Linked DNA regions of Homo sapiens: region 1 is linked to region 2. A link is a loop called in an ENCODE intact Hi-C map of the cell type or tissue named here. Cell type or tissue: Caco-2. All regions are shown on one strand.

Region 1 (2,500 bases), 190 kb after region 2:
ATTTCTGCTACCAAAGGAGGCGGTACAGATGTTTCTGCAATTGGAGGAGGGAGTATAGGTCAATTCTTATCCTCCCTCTCCTGTTTTTTATTTTCAATTGGAGCTGTGGGTGGGACAACATATTCTTTCAGATTTAGATTCAGCCTGCTCTCCTGCAGAATAAGAAGAAGATAATGTCAGAAGTACAGTATGAACTGAACTCCAAGTGAAGAAAACAGAAGAATCAACTTTAAGACCTTTTTGATGAGCCCGTTTTAATCCTTCTCGTGCTCTGTCCCAATTTTCCACATCAAGAGTGCCTGCCTGGGGAAACCATGGGTTATGCATAGTAACATTTTGTGGCTTCTGCAGGAGGTTAGTTAGTGCCTGCGAATTAACCTGAGCTCCAGACTGTCTCAACAGAACTTTAAGCAGCTGCACATAATGTTTGTCTTCAACAGACAAATTCTTCCCCTTGTTAGCCTGATTCAGAAAACTTCCGGTTCCCAGCACTTCCTTAAAGCACTACTCCCAGTACCTCCTTAGGGCACTGACCTTATATCCGCTGCTGGCAGACCCGGCCCGGCATCCCTGTTCACCTTTCAATTTCAGTTCCTCTGCTCCGGCAGACCTTCTTCGTTCATGTCCTCATAGTCCCTGTGTTCGGACTGTTGCCTGTTCAAGTGCCACTTGTAGCCTGCATGGACCTAGGGGGACTGAACCAAGGGGGCGAACCTGGGAATAAAAGACAAGAGACAAAAGAGTATATTTGGAAGAAGGGGTCAGGGGGCACCTTGCCTCTAGTGGACAAGGACCCTGAGCTTTACACAGCCCTCCATATTTATTAGGCAAAAGAGATAGTGAGAAGAGGGGTGGAAGAAGGGGTCAGCTGCTCAGTCCAGAGTAGGCTTGCAAGACTGCATTCCTCGAACAAGAGGCTCTAGATGTCACCATAGATAACCTCAGTACCAGGGAGTGATTGCCTCCAGCAAACCTTCTGTCGGCAGGAGCAGTCGTGAGTTTGCCCACATCCTGCATTCATGATAAACAGTTTGCTGTTTGATCATATAGCCTCCAGTGGAATGCCGAGTTGGTCATTTCCCATGGGCCTTCGGCTCCCTGCAATAAAACTATGAGCAGTGATTGAGGACAGGACTGGAGGCAGGCTGGGCTCAGATACTGCAGGTTCTGGTAGACTGTGTTAGGGAGGCTTTTGTTGTTATTACTCATTCCAAGTACAATGGGCAGCAATTCAGTGAGCAAACTGTTATGTCTGTCGAAATGGCCCATTTTTCTGTGCTTGAAAAAGAAGGAAAACAGTCAGAAGCAAGACACTAGGCTTCCTCGAAGGAAGGAGGAGAGACGTGGGGCATCTTATCCTGGGCTCCCCAAGAAGCAGACCTTCAGTCACGGATTTGAGTGCAAGTAGTTTATTTCATGCCAATCAGTACTGTAGGGGAGTGTGAACCGAGACAGAATGCAAGGAGGCAAGAAAGGAATTGTTAACATACAACCTACCCCCGTGAGTACGTGGAGCCAGTGGAGGACACAATGATATCCTGACGTCCTCCATGACATCTTATCTGAGGTTGGGCTGGTCGAGGGCTGCAGTTGGGGATATGGCATTAGTACTCTAGGCACTTCTAGGCTGCCATGCCTGTGGTTACAGCAGGCTCCAGCAGCCAGAGGAAGCCCTCGGCAAAGAGATGCATGTGTTGGGATATAGAAGTCAGGCCAGCTTGTGTAGGAATGCTGAGACCTGGGGGATACTGCTTTCCCATATTAAGTCCACTCCCTCCTGATACTGCTTCTTTCAGGATTTTGCCTGTCACAATTTCTACAAAGAAGTTAAGAAAGAGGGTTTGTGAAACAAGCTACAGACCCCATCAATTACCATGAATTCTAAGGTCATCATTGGTGTTCATTGTCCCTGTGTGTCACTACTCATTCTGCATAGCCCTCATACTTGACCACCACTCCTGCATATGAGCTTGCTGGTCTGCTGAGGTAACTGGGTCATCATCCCTAGAGGTTTGAAGCCCTGGTCACTGTGCACTGGGCAGACTATCATTGCTGCAATTGCCCATAAGTGTTGTCATTGGGCTGTGAAACACCAAAATGAGCCCCACTGAATCCCCTGAGCTTTGGGGCATCCTCTTCTCTGACCCCACTATCTAGCAGCAGTGCTATTTCCTCATGATAGGCAGAATCTGATATTCCTACAAGTGTAAGAACTCCTTTCTTTGCCTACTGCTCTGTTGGCATGAGAAACCTAAAATGACAAGGAGCAGCTACAGCTTTAGGCATCCCTGGGATAAGTATCTTCTCCCCATCAACCCCAGACATGCTGAGGGACCAGCATTACTGGTCCAGTGGAGCCTAAAGTTAAAGGTATTCTTGAGATGAGTCACTGTGTACAATGGTGATGGGGCCACTTTTATTTCCACTGCTTGTTTCCCATGTAGTCTATCTGATGGGGCTCCAGCTCCACATAATGCCTGCTGTTTTGAAGTGCACGTTG
Region 2 (2,500 bases):
GGTGCGGGGCATGGGGGCAGACACCCCGTGGGAGATCTCACCACAAGCCCAGAGAGGGTCTCCCTGTTAAGAATCTTCTTTCTTCCTTAAGCTGCCCCAGGCACCGGGAGGGTGAATCTGATTTCTGGACTCAGCCCCATAGCTGAGGGGGTGGGGAGTTGCTCTAGGGGGGGCTCACCTTGGGGGATAAAATGAGAAATTGCATGTGGGGTGCTTGGCACTGATGTGCTAGGCCTTTTGCACACTTAACCTCACTGTGCTTACAAAGTGATGAGGTCACCCCCACCCCAAAATCCCAGTATCACCGTCTTTCTAACCCTCCTGGGTGCCACTATTGCTCCATTTCAGGGGTGGGTTACCTGAGGCTCAGGGTAGTTCTGTGACTCCTCCAGGTCACGAAGCCGGCAGGGCTGGAACAGAGATTTGAACTAGGGACTGCCTGACTCCCCAGCTCCATGGACTCCACTACATGGGTTGCCCCCTGTCAGCAATACTTTTTTGGGCTGGTCCATTAATAGTTCAGGCTCTGCTGAACAACTAACACACATTCCCATGTCCGCATCATGCCCCTTCTCAGATGAGAACCTGAAGGTCAGAGCCCTCAAGTGACGTGCCCAGTGAGGAGGGCGCACACCTAGCAGTGCTCAGACTTCAGAGCTGACAAGGTCTGTTCTTCCACCCTGTTCCTCTAGACACCCCTGCCATGTCAGGGGGCCGAGGAGCCCTTTCAGAAAGTGTTAAGCCAAGAGGGCTGCTTGGAGGAGCATCAGATAAGTCTGAGGGCAAATCTGCCTCTCAGCCTTTTCTATAAAATGGGCTCCCAAGCGCAAATACATCAGCAAGCCTCAAAAAGAGGAACATTGGCAACCTCTGTTTACTGCCTGTAACAGCCCATCCCAGGCAGGGCCCCTTGCACAAGACTCTATCTGGAAGCAGAACTCACATTCCAGCCTCACGGCAGCAGGAGCCTCATTTCCCAGGTGCTTTGACTACTCATTAACCAGGAGGAAGTCCCGGGGGAAGGGGAAGGGGCTGGGCCCAGAGGCCGTTCCCAGCCTGAGGAAGTGGGCTAGAGTCAGCTCAATCAGGTTCAAATCCTTCCCAGCTGTGTAGTCTTGGAAACAATCAATTCATCTCTCCAAGCCTCAGTTTTCTGATCTGTACAATAGGGATGACATCAGCGCCCACCTCACAAGGCTCCTGAGGAGGCTGTGCATGAGTCTGTGACGTGTTTAGCAGTGCCTGATGTGCAATAAGCGCTCAATGAATTTCTCATATTTTTTCAAAAAGAGTAAGAGCACACCCACTTCTTTGGGTTGACAGAGTTAACACAGTAAACCTCTCGGCAGTATATGAGCATGCTGAGTCCAGGAAGCGGTAGCAATCATTATTATTGACGTCTATAACTATTATGATGACGCCTGTGGAGGCTGACGTCGAGTAGGTCACCTCCATGCCTGCCCAGTGGCTGGCTGGGTACACACCCCTGCCCGATGTCACAGCACAAAGAATATGTCTCCATGGGGTGGGGCTGCTTGTGACCAAGCAACCTAGGCCAGCTGAGCTTGATGAAAAGGAAGGACTTGGTCCAGCTGCTAGCAGCAGCAGGTTGAGGAGCTCTGGGCCACAAACAAACGCTTGCCTAGTCCCGGCTTCACAGGGGACCCCACTCCAACCAATCCGAACCCTGGACCAGTGGGAGCTTAACCTTCCCCCTTAGAAATTTCTGCCCAGGAAGCCAGGGTTTTCTAATTCCAAAGCAGAGTCCACAGTGGGTCTTGACATCAATGTAAGGGGTCAAGGCCATCTTTTTTACTAAAGGAAGACAGAGCAGACCAGAGCACAGCAGATGGCGAGTACGAGGATGATCTGAGAAACTTCAATTTCAGGGTTTGAGTTTGACGTGTGTGTTTGTGTACATGCACACGCAGGCCACATCCCATTGTAAAATGTATTTAATGAACGCTGAGGATTAAATAAGACTCTGAAAGCCCCTAGAGCAGGCAATGTCTTAATCAGCGAAGGAGACATCCCTTAAACCCTTTTTAAAAACATAATGACGATCCTGAACTAAAAGAAAAATAAGGCTGCTGTAAACACTGAGACAATCAGTGCAATGCCATTAAGATCCACAGATAACAGAATCACGTCAATGTTAAATCAGTGTCCTGGGGTAGATAACTGTGCTAGGGTTATATAAGAGAATGGCCTTGCTCTTTTTTTTTTTTTTTTTCGAGACGGAGTCTCGCTGCGTCGCCCAGGCTGGAGTGCAGTGGCACGATCGCGGCTCGCTGCAAGCTCCATCCCCCGGGTTCACGCCATTCTCCTGCCTCAGCCTCCCGAGTAGCTGGAACTACAGGCGCCCGCCACCACGTCTGGCTAATTTTTTGTGTTTTTTAGTAGAGACAGGGTTTCACCGTGTTAGCCAGGATGGTCTCGATCTCCTGACCTCGTGATCTGCCCACCTTGGCCTCCCAAAGTGCTGGGATCCCAGGCGTGA

Evidence for each region. Peaks named below come from ENCODE experiments on the same cell type or tissue, not always from the same donor. Only the 100,000 strongest peaks of a DNase experiment are listed, where the experiment ranks them.
Region 1: it touches region 2 in a loop (13-fold over the local background); 2 of 110 quality-filtered maps call a loop at or near these places.

The regions. Positions count from the first base shown.
Region 1 is chr3:14,223,661-14,226,160 of GRCh38, reverse strand. LOC105376958 (a long non-coding RNA gene) reads right to left here and starts at 1,451. Exons shown (of 2, transcript XR_940606.3): 1 at 535-1,451. In Caco-2, no CTCF peak of the experiment used is centred here; DNase peaks (open chromatin) are centred at 600 and 1,070; H3K4me3 peaks cover 1,353 bases.
Region 2 is chr3:14,417,466-14,419,965 of GRCh38, reverse strand. All of the region lies in intron 2 of SLC6A6 (solute carrier family 6 member 6), which reads right to left. Among named protein-coding and RNA genes, the nearest start is that of SLC6A6, 16 kb to the right of the region's middle. In Caco-2, no CTCF peak of the experiment used is centred here; a DNase peak (open chromatin) is centred at 965.